Regions from separate parts of the Mus musculus genome. Here region 2 is linked to region 1. A link is a loop called in an ENCODE intact Hi-C map of the cell type or tissue named here. Cell type or tissue: left cerebral cortex. All regions are shown on one strand. Links, peaks and the distances in the headings refer to the core of each region. The heading gives the core; the rest is flanking DNA.

Region 1 (8,449 bases), core at 1-8,000:
TAGCATCCATTGAAACTTTGAATTCCAAAGCTGAGGAGACATTGCTGGCTTTAAACTAGACTGAACTACATAGTGAGAATGTCTCAAAACAGAAGAAAAGACCCCCCCACCACCACAAACCTCACTTAAATAAAAGCCTGTCCTATGCCCAAAGTGTAACTCTGAAAAGTGTTTTCCTTGTGATATGACAGAAAGGGCCTCTGTCATAAAACATCCTTCACTCTGTGATGGCTAATCTTAGTTGTCTATGTGACATACCTGGGAAGAGGAAACCTTAGTTGAGGAATTGCCCCCATCAGACTGGCCTGCAGGCTTGTCTATGGAACAGCGTGTTGGTTGCTAATTGATGAAGGAGGGCCAAGTCCATTGTGAGTGGTGGGATCTTTAGGCAGATGGCCTGGACTGTATCAAAAAGGTCACTAAGCATGGACCAGGGAACAAGCCAGCAAGCAGCATTCCTCTGCTGATTTCTCTTCAAATTCCTGTCTAGGATCCCTATAAGCTAAGTAAATCCTTTTCTCTCAAGCTGCTATTGGTCAGTGGCTTATCACAGTAACAGAAATGCTAATCAGAATCCAGGACTTCTGCAGCCAGGGATAGTAGGCTAAGATATGCGAAACCCACGTCCGTTATTGCTCTTGTGACCTTGACCTCAGGAGGTTTCTCCTGGGACTCAAAATCCTTCAGAGAAGAATGCTGTGCACCACTTCCAGGCATATGCAGCCTGTGCTGCACAAGCAGATGCCTAAATAACTGTGAAGGAAGCGCTATGCAAAATCATAAACTTATTTAACCATAGAGGCTGACAAACAACACAAGAGCTCTGTGGGTAAAACCCCATGTTGTGCAAGCCTGCTGGGCCTAGCTACCCATCCAGAAGCAGGACTTCAAGGATACTTGAGAGCTGTCCTTTCACCTCTGAACATGCAAATCACAAGTTATTCACATACCTCCCCATACTACAACAATAACGACGACTACTACTACCAAATAATAATAATGATGATGATAATAATAAATAAATAAAGGACTGTGTACATAGCCAACATCTGCCATGTGTGCATATGATTATCATCAGTAGCAGTCACAGGAACAAAAGGTGAGGATGAGAACCATCTTGGAGATCTAACGCCAGGGCTGGAAATGTCCTAGGTGCAGCACAACACAGCAGTGGTGTGGATGGGTGCTTTTGTTTGGGGTTATATCTGGTTGCAGACTAAAGAAAGCAAATACATCAAAACAAAGACACGTCAGCAAACAGGAGAACCACGTGACAGAGCAACGAGAAAACCAGGAAACAAAACGGGAAAGGCACACAGTGACTATATGGCGCTCAGCTTCATCTCTGATGAAGGAAATTCTAAGTAAATGTGAGATAGCGGTTTTACCATCAGATTGGCAAAGGCTTCGAGGTCGGCTGGTGCCTGCCGTAAGCTCAGGTGTAGGAAGATGTGTGTTCCCATGTGTTATCAAGACTGTAAAGAGATCTAACCTTTTTTCTTATTGGAAGGAAAAGATGGAAGACAATTATTCAAAATTACAATGTACATATGCACAAAATCTACAGCTTGGCTTCAAGGAACTCAAGATCAACATAATTACATCTATGCACATACCAAAATATACATACAAGAAGGTTCAATGTGGACTTATAAAAGCAGGGAAGCATCATGTTCATCAAGACAGGATAACTACATGTGCAAATGTGAAACAAGGTTATCACTCACTCTTTCGAAAACAATTTACTGAGCATCTCTATAAGGTGCCAGTCTGTGCTCTGAAGGCTGCTTTCCCCTCATTGCAGAGCACCCATTACAATGGAGAACAGACATTAAAAAAAAGTATGTAAAAAAAATCAATACTACTGGGGATGGAGAGATGGCTCAAAGGTTAAGAGTACCGGCAGATCATCCAGAGGACCTGGGATAGATTCCCAACACTCCTATGGAGGCTCACAACAATCTCTAGTTCCATGGGATATGACACTCTCTTCTGGCTTCCTCTGGCACCAGGCATGTATGTGGTACACAGACATACATGCATGAAACCCCCCCACACACACATAACATAAATACATGCCATTTAAAAAGGAATCAGTGCAAGGAAAGTCACCAATGCCAGGAAAGGAAACAGGTAGAGACTGGGGCATGGGACTGGAGATGGAAGGAGCTAAGGGAAGCATAAGAGATGGCATCTGAGCAGGAACTAGATGAGAGCTGGCTATGGAGAGATTCAGGAGACTGTTCAGGTTGAGAAGGCTCCATTTATCACTAAAAGAACAAGCTCAGGACGGAATACAGACGGTGTATTCATGCATTAAGGCCAAAGGTGCACGGAGGCTTGCTTGCAGATGTATAAATGCTAATTTGTTGGAACAAGTCCATAGGTGTTGTTACATGTGCCATATGGGACATTATTATTGTTATTATTCATGTGTGTGATATGTGTGTGTGTGTGTGTGTGTGTGTGTATGCACGTGCATGCAGCCCTGCATGTGCCACAGTGCACATGTGGAGGTCAGAGGACAGCTTGTGGAGTCAGTTCCATCCTTCCTTCACGTGGGCTCCAGGGATTGAATACCATACTTGCGTGACAAGTACTTTACCCATAAGACATCTCTCTAGCCTGCCATTAAAAAAATTTTTTTTAACTTGAATTCCTCCCTTCTAATGTCTGAGGGAAAATGATCATGAACAAGTATTTTTGTATAGAAACAGTTCACTCAGAAAGTCATGAGGACAGTCAATAAAAGATGCACTAAGGATCCTTATCTCATATTTTCTGGTTTCTGAAGTTAATCATGGAAGAAGAAAGCCTGAGCACGGGAGAGCCCTTCTTTGGTCTATAAACCCCAATCCCAGTAAACGCCTTCAATATGGGTGATGGTTAACTTTCGGAAGGAGGATTTGTGTTGGAGGAGGCTCACACAGTACAGCACACCAGGGCTGCTTGACTATTCGGAGTCCCTCCTGTGCAGCCTCCTGATGCCCATAAAAAGCTGTGAAAGAATCCACAGGCTGCCTTATTGTCTGTGCTCATCATGAAAGTATGTACTGATCCCACATGCTGGAGATCTTTCTTCTATACTGGGGTCTGCAAAAGGCAACACATTCCTTCAGCAGGAAAACTACTACCAAGAGGGGAGATATGCCTGATGTCATTAAGATGCCTGAACCACGCTGGGAGGAAGGACAGACATGCCTTTTAAATCCCGAACTAAAGCATCCATGAAAGGTCCAGAACAAGATTCTCAAGAGTGGGGGAGGCCGAAGGGTGGTGATGTAGATGCCTACCTCCAGGCCCCTCCCCCACACTCCCGCTGTATGTAGTAACTGGTGAAGTGAGCCACTTGGTGTAACCTGGCAGGAAGACATCAAGTGAAAACCAGTCTGAGCCCCACTGGGCTAGCACTTCTCAGCAGCCACCCGCCTGTCATTTCACAGGCTCAGAATCAGGGTCTGCAATGCAGGTGCCATGGCGGACACTGAAGGTAAGATAGCTGCATCTCCTGCTTCAGGCTCAGTCAGCACAAGGCAGTCCCACATCAAACCCCAAAGCCAACAAATCAAGCAAACGAGATGCATGCCCAAGCCAATGCACGCCCCAGCCAATGCATGCCCCAGCCAATGCATGCCCCAGCCAATGCATGCCCCATTAGGTTCGGCTTTGTTCACAAGATCTCTTTATGGAAAAACCTGCTCTAGAATTTGCCCCCCTAAAACACAGTACACTTCTTATCTCCATTCAATGACTTCCTCATGATTTTACTTTGTATCTCTACAAAGAGCTGTCTAAGCTGGGCGTGACGGTGAACATTTTTAATCCTAGTAGTCAGGGGCAAGAGCACCTGTGTGTGAGGCCAGCTTGGTCTATAGAGTGAGCTCTAGGACAGCTATGGCTATGTTGAGAGATCCTGTCTTAAAACAAAACCACCCCCAAAAAACAACCCACCTCCCCCCAAAACCTAAAAAACTAAAACAAAACACTCAAAAAAACAAAAAAACAAAACCCTAAAAGAAATAACACCCTCTACCACCAATCAAACAGACACCAACCTGTCTATTGCAGGGTTTGGCAAAGTAAAACTAATGGTCTAAATCCAGCTAGCCATCTCTTTTTGTACACAAGGATTTCTTCCTTTTTGTTTTTGTTTGTTTGTTTTTTATTTTTGTTTTTCCAGACAGGGTTTCTCATTTTGGCCCTGGCTGTCCTGAAACTCACTCTGTAGACCAGGCTGGCCTTGAACTCAGAAATCCGCCTACCTCTGCCTCCCAAGTGCTGGGATGAAAGGCGTGCGCCACCACTGCCCAGCTTTTGTACACAAGGAAACAAACGAAAACAACCTAGACGAATCTAGACACTCAAGTTTGCCAAAGCTAAGGGAGGGGTGCTACTGGCACCTAGTGGGCACAAACCAGAGAAGCTGCGAACTTCCTCCACCACAGAAATCAGCACAGAACCATTCCCTACCCTGTCAGGACTGTGCTTGAGGAGGCTGACAAGCCTGGTGTGTCCTGACTGATGCACTGATAAGAAACTCGGCATGGTATGACTGATGTTCGTGTGTCTGTCTGGGAGGACACACGTGGGGCTGGGGAGAGTGTCTCTTGTAGGGACAGGAATGGGGAGGGAGGTTTATTATGGTCTCTACAGACTGCCTCCTGTAAGTCTAAATGGAAAATTAAAAAAAAACAAACAAACCCATGCTTTGGATGGAAACTTGAAACATGAGCCGTAAAACCTTGGAGGTGTCACTGCAAGCTGAAACCCAAGCGCATTCTTAAGCCCGAGTTTGCTCTTCTGTGGAACAGAATGGGGGTGGGGGGCGATGCACCTGCTTTGCACACACCACCCCATGAAGATCAGTGAGATGATACCAGGGGGAAAACCCTCTGGAGCCCCCAAGTTCCTCTGAGTCACCGGCAGCTGTTCAGGTCCTGTTGTACTAAACTTAGGACTGGACGTGACAAGCACGACCTTTACCACACCATCCCCTCCCTCAACCACACACCTCTCCTGTCGCTGGGGCTCTGGGAGTCATTCCCTGGGGTCCGCCTTGAGATCTTGTATTTACGCTGCCCTCCCAAGCGTGATGAACTAACAGCCCAGGAAAGGTCTCACTGTGATGAGTCACACAGACAGCAAGTGGTCCAGAGTCACCTGGAGGCTGTGACTACAGCAGTGGCTAAGAAGGAAACCTCTTCCCTATGCCATTCTGAAGGCCCATGGTGAGCACAGGAACCTGGGCTCTGCCACACACCAGCAGTGGTCCTGTAACCACCTGCCTGAGCAGAGAAAGGGCAGTCAAAACACTCTCCGATGCAAACACGTCCCGCTTACCGGCTAACTCTTTTGTCTAACCACTGGGACATGCAGTCTCAGCCTGAGAACCAAGCCTTCTACTCAGGAAACTCTTAAGTCCAACACCACCACCTTCTGTCCCTGTGCCTTTGAATGGCAAGGATGACTCACACGTGAAAGTTGTCTGGAACCCGATCAATGGTTGACAGTGTCAAGGACCCCACTGTCAGCAACTGTGAGAACCACAGGTGAGCACAGGGGCAGAGCACAAGGGATGCCAGGCACAGGACCCAAAAAGGCAACGGTAGCTGTCTTACGTGATGTACTTGTTGTAGAGGATAAAGGCATGTTCAATGTTGCCTTCTTCCGAGTAAACGGACGCCATGCGGATGATCTCAACACCGGAGCGGTAGTAGCGACGGGGTGGAATGTCTTCATTTAACTCAACTGCACTCCCAAGTTGGGACAGAATCCTCACCCGGTCTTGGGGTGGGAGGCTCACATCCCCATGGTCAGACATTGGACAAATAAGTTCTGAGACAGAAGAGAAAAGACAGGTAACATCAAAGCCAAGGCCGCAGCTTCCCAGCGGTCAGAACAGGATGAGCTCTCACAAACCTCCCAAGAAATTAGACAAAGAGGCAGCCATGGTGGAGTACACCTTTAATCCTATCACTTGAGGAGCAGAGGCAGGTTAGATCTCTGAGTTCAAGGCCAGTCTAGATTACCTAGCAAGTTCCAGGACAGCCAAGGCTACAAAGAACAACCCTGTCTCAAAACAAAAACAGAATACGAAATGGACAAACAAAACATTAGAGAAAATAAAACACTACATACACTACATACAGGTTCTGATCAACAAATTATCCCTCCTGGCCTCATGAACACCCAAATCTTGATTTGAGGACTGACACAGGTAAAAAAAAACAAAACAAAACAAAAAACAAACAAACAAAACAAAAACAAAAACAACAAAAAACAAAACCAAAAAAAAAAACAACAAAAGAAAACCAAGCTTGTCCTGCAATTTGATGGTACAAGGAACACAGTCATTAACAGGGCACTGTGGGTTGGTCTTACTGCTACCAAGAGTTACTCTCCATCAGTAGGAGGCCCATCCAGAGAACTGCGTCTTTTTCTTTTTCTTGTTTCTTTATGCGGATGACCACTTCCGTTTACCCAATCCCTGGCAGAGTGTGTTCAGTGAATCCTCATGAACACGGCCTGGATAATTCATGTCGACCATTTCATTCCACCAGAGATGAAATGGTATTTACCGGGATACGCTTCCTCAGTTTTGAACACAAGGTTAATGCGGGGCTCCTTTCTAGGGTGAATATTCCTGACGCTGCTCACTAAACCACCCTTCACTTCAGCCCATCCCATTCACCACTTTCAGGGCCAGGTAGTTCATGCTTGGAAGCATCAATCCGTGCTTGTCCCCACAAGCCAAGCAGGGTGTAAACGGCAAAGTGACAGCACCTAGGTTGGGGTGGAACACTCTAGGAGTTCCTACTCATTGGTACCCAAACTGTAGGAATTTACATTCTTTCTAGATGTTGCTTCTGGGCTCCCTGGCACCATCGTTGCACATAATCCTGAGTGGAACGGGGTTGTCGGTGTGCACTGGATAACAGCACACCCTAGCCAGCCTGTTCTAGAATACACTCATCTTGGGTCTGAGCAGTCTTGTTTTTCCCATCTTATTCCTCGGTCAGGATTCCCATCTGCCCGGGGAGACGCAGATTACAGTGTTGTGCATTCAGCTATATCTCAGTTCTACTCACCTGTCCTCAGAGGTTGTTTTCTCTAGGCCAGTTCTGCTTTAGCTTGCCCTAACTTTGCGGTGGCATTTTGTCCACGAAGTTTCCCCACTAAACTCCCTTTTCTAGCAAAAGCCGAGGGCTGCTAGGAGTGTGGGGACATTGCGAGTGTAAAACACATCCTCTTGAGAGTGTAAATCTGCCCACGTCCCTAACCGCCGAACTGGGCACAGCCCAGAAGAGCTCATTGGAATGGGATGCTGGCCATCTGGGCACCTCTCGAGAGAGGCACTTGTGGGTAAAGAAAGGACCATCCTCCAGAAGCCATCGAGTGGCTCGGGACAACATGGGGTTCAGCAACCCTGCAGAGCGTGTGTATCGGGAGAGGGATCCAGCAGTAACTGCTGGCAGCGCCCATCTAGAAGGCACTCAGTCAGGTTTCTCCAAAAATGCAAGGCACTCAGTCAGGTTTCTCGAAAATGCAAGGAGTGTTGAGACCAGGCCTGGCTGGTCTGAAGCCAGCCCTGAAGACAGGGCCATCCCAGAGCTCGCGCGCGGCCGGCCTGGGCCAGGGACACGGACCCCACACTCACGGCCTCTCCCCGCGGGGTCCCACCGCGCCAGGATCCCCAGTCCCGCTGCATTCCCGGGACCCTTCCCACCTTTCGTGAAGGATGACAGTCAGAGCTTCCGGAAACGTCACCTCCGATGACACGCCCACTCTCGCCACTCCTTCAATTACGCTCCACGGATTTAGGACCTGGTGTGGAGAACTGGTGGGTGGGGCTGGAATCTTCCACCAATGAGAGGGAGCGCTGCAGCGCTCCTTTTGGTAAAGAAAACGAACCAGGAAGGAAAGGGAACCTAGTGAAAGAGGGGACTGCAGCAGAAACCAGTATGCTTTTCCCCCCATTAATTTATCTTTTTATTCACTTCACATCCCTACCGTTGCACTCCCCGCTCTCCCCGCCCCCCCCCCCCGCGACGCACAATCCCTCCCTTCCTCCCTCTGGATATCCCACTCCCCCTGACTGTTGCACATCAAGTCTTTGCAACGCTAGGCTCATCCTCTCCCCTCTCCCGCTGAGGCCGGAGAAGGCAGCCCAGTTATGCGAACGGGACCCACAGACAGGGAACAGCTTTAGAGACAGCCCCCACTCCAGTTGTTGGGGGACCCACATGAAGACCAAGCTGCACATTTGCTACATATGTGTGGGGGGCCTAAATCCAGCCTGCTTATGCTCTTTAGTTGGTGGTTCAGTCTCTGAGAGCCTCCAAGGGTCCCATTCTGAAGCAGGAGTTTCCTGCCAATGGCTCCTCCATCGGAATAATAGCGAATTAATATTTCAAGGGGGATCGCTATCTAGCTTGTCATTCACAGCAGA
Region 2 (8,449 bases), core at 354-8,353, 59 kb before region 1:
TTCACCGGGGTCCAGCTTAGCTTGTTATACTGCAATGGCTTCCTAACTGAAACCTTCCACTTCCTATGCACTGAGCAGAGATGCTTTCATCTCTCAACACCTCAAACCATTGAATGGCTTCCTGTCTCAGGGTGTTATCCATGGGAGGCCTGTCCTTTTCTGATGAGAAACGCAAGAATGGATGGAGGGTAGTGGAGGGAGAGGCTGGGAGGAGAGGAAGGAGGAAATTGCCGTTGGGATATAATATATAAGAGAGTAAAATTTAAAATTAAGAAAACAACCCACGATAGTCTTTGGGATCTACACAACCCGGTCCTCCTTCATCCACCTGATCATTTCCTCCACTGCCCTCCTTGGTGACTCTACTTTGGCTGGAATGGGTTCCCTCCTGCTCACTGAACACACCATTCTATCCCCAGGCCTTCCGACTTGCTCTGCCTGGAATACTGTTGGTCAGCTGCCCACCTCGCTCACTCCCCCACACTGTTCAGGTTATTGATCCAGCATCCCTTCACCAGTGAGGTACTTGGCAATTACTATATTTGGAAGACAGACAACCACCCTCAACCTCTCATCTTACTCATCAATAGCTCATCCACTGTTTATTTACCCCGCTTAATTAATTTCTGTAGCTTTATTATGTATCACTTCCTATTAAAGTGCAGAATTTTTATTTGATCTGGTCATGGCTGTATCCGTAGGGTCAAGGAACAGTGCCAGCACAGAGAAGACACTCAAAGGGCGATTTGCTGAATGAATAAAACGAGAAACTATTTGCTGCTAGAATGTCTTGAGCAGCCCACACCTGATAGCATTATCAGCATCTGTGCAGAGCTAAGTACCCTCAGAATTCAGCAACAGTGAGTTGAGCCATTTTCCTTCCATGTTGCTTTTTTGTTTTTTAAGATACTGGGTTACTTATAACAAAATATATAATAAGTATCTATTTCTAAATTTAAGAAGCATGATCCTTCCTAACCAGGCAGGCAACTTTCTGTGAGTTTGAGCCCAGCTTGGTCTAAATAGCAAGATCCAAGCCAGCTAGGGCTACACAGTGACTGTTTCAAAACAATAGAACACTGTCATAATAATTTGTAGTGCAATTAACATGGGGGTACAGCAAAATAGTGAAAATGGAATCTGTTAAGAATTGATCTAAGCCAGGCGGTGGTGCCACATCCCCTTAATCCCAGCACAAGGGAGGCAAGGGGCAGGCGGATCTCTTCTGAGTTCTAGGCCAGCCTGGTCTACAGAGCGGGTTCCAGGACAGTCAACGCTACACAGAGAAACCTTGTCTCAGGGGAAAAAAAAAAAAAAAAAAAGTCTAAATAAACAATGGCTCATTTTTTAAGTGTATGCCCCAAATACTGCATGTGACACACCAAAATTATCTTAAACTATGTAAACTGGACATTTATTTTTATTTTTGCTAAATCTGGTGATGCTATTTTAGGAAAAGAACCGGCACACTGTCGCATCTATTTCTAGCGAATGAAACATGCCAGTAAACCAGTATAATTCTGGGGCTATCTAAAGCCTGCGTCAGGCTATTACGTCCCCGTGGGTGAGTAGGTGGGCGGGTACTGGGGCCCAATGTCTCCCAAAATCAAAACCCGCGGTGCACTGTGGGAGAAAGGCCTGACATGCAGAACCGGCCGGCAGGTTGGGCGGTGGCAGCAGAAGGGGTCAGGTGGGCAGGGTGGGACAGATCTGAGGCCAACTTCTTTTCCCAGCCTCTCAGCCACCTACTCGGCGGAGGCCAAGGCTCGACAGCCACTTTCTGGCCCTTACCGATGTTGCCTTCAATGCAGAGCCTTCGGGGGCCGCCCCCGTCGTGCATGGCCCTGGCGTGTGGCGCGTCCACGAGCGCGTTCCGCAGCGGGGAACGGAAAGACGCTCGGAGACGACGCAGAAGGAACCGACCTGCAGCCATCCTACCCAAGCCGAGCAAGGCGGGCACTTCCGCCGAGAGCACTTCCGCCTGCGATCAAGCGACGCCAGCGCACCTTTGACGTCAGAGGGCCGTCAGGCAGGAAGTGGCTGGTTTTAGCTCTCTAGGCGGGTGAGGCCGCAGGAGCTGCTCTGTTCTCGCGACATTTGCAGGGACGATGTGGGAGTGTCTCGGTGTTGTGGTGTAGGAGGGTGTGCTGAAGTAGAGTTCAGGCGTCCGTAGCCCTCTCATCGTTTTAATTAATATGTGTATATTGCATATTAGTATGGTGTACAGGGTGAGTCGCAGGACAGTCAGGGCTACACAAAGAAACCCTGTCTTGAAAAACAGAACAACAAAAATCTTGTTATACTTATTTATTTTGATATTTTGAGACAAGGTCTCATGTAGTGCAGTTGGTCCTCCTGCCTCCCCGTCCCAAGTGGTGAGCCTACAATGTGTGTTCCAGCATGCTCATTACGTATCATTTTACTTACTCATTAATGGCGCACTTGTAGAGGTCAGGACGACTTATAAGAGTCTGCTCAAACTCAGGCTATCAGTCTTGGCAGCTAGTGTTTTTACCTGCTGAGCCGTCTCACTGGCCCTAAGATAAATGCCTTCTTCCTCCATACTTTGGGACTTTATTGCCTACAGGAAGAGACTGGACTGTTTTAAGCAGGAAGGGAACAATCCAATAACTTACACAAGTAATGTTTCGCATCCTGTGTAACTGTCAGCACAATGTTGGACCATTTATTTTATCACACCCCATTTTATTTTGACCTTTAAATAGGTAAATGTTCACTTGGAGGAATCTCATCAGGATAACGAGTTGGATTAAGCATGGTATTGGCTCTGTAAGAATGAATCCTGGAGAGGAGACATGTACAGGACTATATGCAGTGAGTGAGGGGAGAGGAGGCATGGAAGAGACTTTCTGAAACATAAAATCTACAGTCCTGCAGTTGTTGGAAAGATGTGACCTGTGGAGCCTAGCACACACAAAGCTGTGGGCTGGATCTGGAGCAGAGAACTCCAGTATGGTGGCACACGCCTGTAATCCTAGAACTTGAGAGGTGGAGGTAGGAGGCTCAGAAGTTCAGTCATCCTTGGCTACACAGTGCATTGGAGGCCATCTTGGGATGTACGAGACTAGCTCAAAAAGGAGGAGGGGGCTTGCAAGTTGACTAAAGGCACTTGCTGCTAAGCCTGTTCACCACAGGGTCACAATCCTCAGGTCCCACGTGGTGAAATGAGAGAACCACCACCTGAAAGGTGTCCTCTGACCACTGCACTTAGCCTTGGCTACAACAACTATAATCTAGGTAGGATTCTCGTGGAGATCGGAGCCGCTAAATTCTATCCATTGCCACTGCCACACACCAGTAACCATCACTGTGCAGAAATACCGATTACATTTCTTTGCTTGTATAAAATCAGAGCTGGGAAATACTTAACTGCCCCTGTCCCCCAAAGAATGAGAGTCTCTCTGTCCTCGGGGTCATTGTAATTGAGAGGCTGAGTCAGGAGTAGTGTTGCCAATTCAAGCCCTGCAGGTCAGCCTGGGACACAGTGTGAAGCCTTGCCTTAAAGAAGTTTATGGTTATTGAGATGAATTAAGCTGGAGAGACTGCTCAGCGGTTAACAGCACGACTGCTCGCTCTCCCATAGGGCCGGAGTTCAATTGTCAGCAACCATATGTTGGCTTACAACCATCTGTAATGGGATCTGATGCCCTTTTCTAGTGTGTCTGAAGAAAGCTATTGTGTGTGTGTGTGTGTGTGTGTGTGTGTGTGTGTGTGTGTGTGTGTATACACACACACACACACACACACACACACACATGACTCAGCATGGGACTAGAGAGATGGCTTAGCCGGCTGTCCTTCTGCCTCAGCCTTCTCAGTAAAGGCAGGTCATCATGCCTATCTATTTCTTTTTTATTTTGGATTTATAGAGTGAATTAATGAACCAAACCATCTTTATCTAGTTACCTGCCAGTTACTCTGATGCCACTATTGATAATGATCTTTTTATCCTTTTTATACTTATTATATGCTATGCCATTCATAAGAATTAATCAGGCTGGGTATGATAATAATAATAATCACTGCACCCTTGGAGGTAGAAGCAGGGCAATTAAGAGTTCAGGGTATTTTCAACTACAAAAGGAATTTGAAGTCAAGCCTGGGCTACACAAGACCTGGTCTGATTTTTTTTTTTTCAGAATCTCTTTGGTTCTATTCTAAATTCCTAAGAGAAAGAGCCTGCAGCATGAAGCTAGGGTTTTATAGAACAAACAAGAGCTGGGTTAGTTACTTTTCTTGTTGCTGTAGCATGATACCTGACACAAGCAAGGTATGAGAGGAAAGGTTTGTTGGCTCTTGGATTCAAAGGATTTCAGTCCAGGACAACGGATTAAGGCCCACCTTAGAGACAGACCTACCCTCCAGACATGCCTCATCTCCTGAAGGCCTGAGTGTCCTAGGCTGGGGACAGATTCAAAACACTAGCCTGAGAGCGACATTTTGGATTCTAGGATCAGGGCACCATCCTATGCCCGAGGAAGAACAATCAACAATCGAATGCACCATTAAAGTAACTCCTCCCCAGAGGGATTAGTTCCTATTGATGGTGTCCATAGAGTCTTTCCAAGCTCTGGAGCTAGCCGGAGGAAAGTCCTGGCCCGTTGTGTAATGGGATTCACTCCCGTTACCTTGGGGAATGAGTCACTTTCCCGCTCCTGGTGGCTGTGAGCCATCTGCTGGAGTTGATGCATATGGCTGATGCAGCCCTGCCAGACACTGTCAGGAAGGTTCCCTTCACTCATTTCACATTCGCTAAGCATCTGCTCTATGTCAGGTCCCCTCAGCTCTCCCAGTGCAGCTCTGAAGGATGGATTATTTTTCTTTCTTTACCCGACTCCCATTTCCCTTCAGAAAAGGGCAGGCCTCCTAGGGATATCAACCAAACATGGCTTATCATGTTGCAATAAGACTAGGCACCTCCACTTACATTAAAGCTGGATGAGGCAACCCAGTAGGAGGAAAAGGGTCCCCAAAACAGGCAAAAGAGTCAGAGAGAAGCCCTTACCCCGCTCCCACTGTTATACAACTGTAACATAGGTGCAGAGAACCTAAGTCAGACCTATACAAGCTCCGTGATGGTCAGTTTAATCTCTGTGAGCACCTATGAGCCCTGGTTAATTGATTGTGTGGGCCGTTTTCTTGTGTCCTTGACCACTCTGGCTTCTAAGTCTTTCTTCCAGTCCGCATGATCAGATACTAATGGCTGTGGATCTCTGAATCTGCTGCCAACAGCTGCCAGATGAAGCCCCTCTGATGATGATTATGCTAGGCTCAGGGCTATAGTAAGTATAGCAGAGTATCATTAGGAATCATTCTATTGACTTTTTAACTTTTAATTAATTAAGTAGCCGGTCATGTTTGTTTCTATCCTAGGTTTCTGGACTATCCAGTCTCTGGTTCCTGGCCCTCTAGGCAGTGTTAGGCATGGGCTCCCTCTCGTGGCATGGGTCTCAAGCTGGACCAGTCATTGGTTGGCCACTTCTACAATTATTTTTCAAGTGCTTATAAATGCTGTGATCATAAGTAAAACTGGCTGACAACACATTAAAGACCATGACATCACTAAAAATTTTGAGACAAATGTTCAAAGAGGTAGCTTTCTTCTGTTGCCTGGACATCTGTTTATTTAGTGTGTGGTGTATATGCATATTCGTGTGTTTATATTTGCTTGTATATGTGTGAGTGCATATAGCACAGTGCACATATGGAGGCCAGAGGATAACCTCAGGTGTGGAGTTTTGCCTTCTGTGTTGTTCAAGATAGGCTCTCTTGTTTCCCACTGTGCGTGCCAGGCTGTCTGGCCCATGAGCTTCTGAACATACATCTGTCTCTGTTCCCATCTAGTTGTAGAACCACTGGGATTGCAGAATGGTGCTACTGCATCCAGATTTATGTGTGTTCTTTATGTGTGTGTTCTCTATACATGTACAGCAAGTACTTTTCCCACTGAGCCATCTGTCTAGCCTCCTTTTAGATATTTTCTTCTTATTTTCAAATCACAGAACCTCTTTATCAGCAGATACCATGACATCAGCTAAAGAATCTAGGACAGGGGACTAGAGAGATGGTGCAACTATTGAGATCACTTGATCCATCATCATGAGGATTGGAGTTCAGGTTCCAGGAAAATGTCACTTGCTAAATTTGTAGGCATTCCCATAGTCTGAAACCATATTTCTAAGGTGGGTGAAGACACGAGGATTGCCGAGGCCTGCTGGTCTCCAGCTAGCTGAGAAAGCATAAACCACAGATTCAGGGAGAGGTCCTGCCTCAAAGAATAGGCAGAAAATGATAGAGGAGGGCACTGGATGCCCTCCACCCTCCACGCACCAGCACACCACATATGCATATACTCATATAGATAGACACTGTCTATCTGTCTGTCTGTCTGTCTGTCTGTATTCTATCAACATATTGAAAGTTTGAATAACCTAGGATGGCATTTTTTGTGATTTTTTTTCAAGTAGAGAAATAGAAGTATGGGGTAAAGGGGAGATACAGGAAGTTGGATGGATACGGAGGATGGGGAGGGTGGGACTAGTCAGCCTGTCCACTCTCCCCTGAGGTGGACATGTGGAGGTTCCTGAGCATTCTTCCAGAGTCAGTCAGTCTTTACCTGTCCTTGAATCTCTGTATGTGTGTTGTGAGATATATATAGTGAATGCACTGTGTGTGTTGTATGTACGTACCGTAGTGTAATGTGTACATTGTGTGTGTTGTATGTATGCTGAGCTTTGCCTTCCAGCAGCCAGTCCCATAGAGAAGTCCCTGAGGAAGCACACACAGGTCAAAGAGCTTTTGTGCTCCCAGGGTGAACTCCCCTACAAATCCCGATTTCAGGATCTGCTTCTGGGAGCTAGATTCTCAGATTGTGCTCCTCCAAGGAGTCTTTCAAACATGTTCTCAACAAGAACTCAAGTGTGAGCTACTGTCCAAGAATTTAAGGTCTCTCCTCTTGGCCACCGGCCCCACTGCCTTTAAGTGAATATGTTTGCAATGGCTAGGGGCCAGGCTGTATTTTCTGGAGCATGGAGGCCAGAACTAGGCTAGGCAGATGAAGAAAAGGACATCCAGCAGAAATGAGGGCCTTTCAATACTAACTAGCATGATGGCCTAGTTGCTAGTAAGCTAGCTGTGACAAGGGCCACTCCATAAATGGAAACCCAAAGGAGTTGAGGTCTTGGGGAAGACTTCCTAGAACCAAGGAAGCTCAGGTATATTTGACACCAAAGTTAGTCTACAATGCCATCTTATTTTCATAAGGTGAGAATAAGAAACTCAGACTTTCAGAAATGTGAGTCCTTATCAGTGATGTGGGGATAATTATAGCACCTACTTCTAAGGAGCAGTGTGGGGATTAGACATGTGTCATGAAGGACTCAAGAGATGGCTCAGTGAGTAAGAGCACTTGCTGCTCTTATAGAATATCTGAACTTGGTGCCTAGCACAGAGCATCCTTGTTTGGTGGCTCACAGTAACGGTAACTTCTGCTCCATGTGGCCCTATGATCATTGTAGGTACCTGCACTCATCACATGCACATATACCCACACAAACACATAATTGCAACAAAAACAACAACAACAACAACAACAACAACAGACTAGAGAGATGGTTCAGTGGTTAAGAGTACTGGTTGCTCTTAGAGAAAACTTAAAATCAATTCCTAGAATCTGCATGGCAACTCACAACCATGTGTAACTCAGGTCCCAGGGGATGCAATGCCCTCTTCTGTCCTTCTTGGGTACTGCACACATGTAACACCCAGAAACACGGGCAAAACTCCCATACACATCTAACAAGAAGGATAATAATAATAATAATAATAATAATAATAATAATAATAATAATAATTCTTGAAAATCCCTTAGCATTGTCTGTGAGACACACATGTAGGAGCATCCAGGAACAAAAGAGCCTCACACAGAGAAATAAGGCTTGAAGGTTTTAATGATCTGTGGCTGGTGACAGCAGTCTTGTGGGGATCCCCAGAGAAGGCCCTCTGACTTTAGAAGCATTTCCTGTGGACAATGGAGGGCCCTGCCTCATCATACTCTGGCTTGCTGATCCACATTTGCTGGAAGGTGGAGAGAGAGGCCAGGATGGAGCCGCCAATCCAGACTGAGTACTTCCGCTCAGGAGGAGCGATAATCTGCAAAGAGAAAATGTGGCAAATTATGACCATCCCCCAAGACAGTGTATAAGAATGGGGTACACTTTTGCATGCTATGATCTCAGATACTGGGGAGCTTCAAAACTAGGTGCTCACATGAGAAGAAGAGTTCTAAACCATCCAGATCAACACAAGATCCCATCTCAAAAAACAGACAAACAACACAATAAAAATGAGCAAGGAGGACCAGAAACCAGAAATCTTCTTAGCCCGTTGCTGAAAAAGGGTAGCCTTTGTGGTCAGAAATGAAAGCTAG

What was found. Hi-C counts contacts between places; a loop is a spot of excess contacts. Peaks named below come from ENCODE experiments on the same cell type or tissue, not always from the same donor. Only the 100,000 strongest peaks of a DNase experiment are listed, where the experiment ranks them.
Region 2: it touches region 1 in a loop (2.5-fold over the local background); 3 of 42 quality-filtered maps call a loop at or near these places.

What each region holds. Positions count from the first base shown.
Region 1 is chr6:83,564,685-83,573,133 of GRCm38, forward strand. Stambp (STAM binding protein) reads right to left here and starts at 7,820. Exons shown (of 10, transcript NM_024239.2): 1 at 7,727-7,820; 2 at 5,619-5,835. The coding sequence starts at 5,821. Gm21284 (predicted gene, 21284) reads left to right here and starts at 3,355. Exons shown (of 8, transcript NR_078345.1): 1 at 3,355-3,490. In left cerebral cortex, for the core only: CTCF peaks have their summits at 4,406 (motif pointing left) and 7,894; DNase peaks (open chromatin) are centred at 4,415, 7,334 and 7,813; H3K4me3 peaks cover 1,276 bases; H3K27ac peaks cover 1,221 bases.
Region 2 is chr6:83,504,957-83,513,405 of GRCm38, forward strand. It overlaps Dguok (deoxyguanosine kinase), which reads right to left and starts at 2,013. Exons shown (of 7, transcript NM_013764.2): 1 at 1,792-2,013. The coding sequence starts at 1,933. Actg2 (actin, gamma 2, smooth muscle, enteric) reads right to left here. Exons shown (of 9, transcript NM_009610.2): 9 at 7,953-8,172. The coding sequence ends at 8,029. In left cerebral cortex, for the core only: CTCF peaks have their summits at 1,999, 4,700 (motif pointing left), 5,470 (motif pointing left) and 7,746 (motif pointing left); DNase peaks (open chromatin) are centred at 1,607, 1,996, 4,693, 5,468 and 1 more place; H3K4me3 peaks cover 1,595 bases; H3K27ac peaks cover 2,730 bases.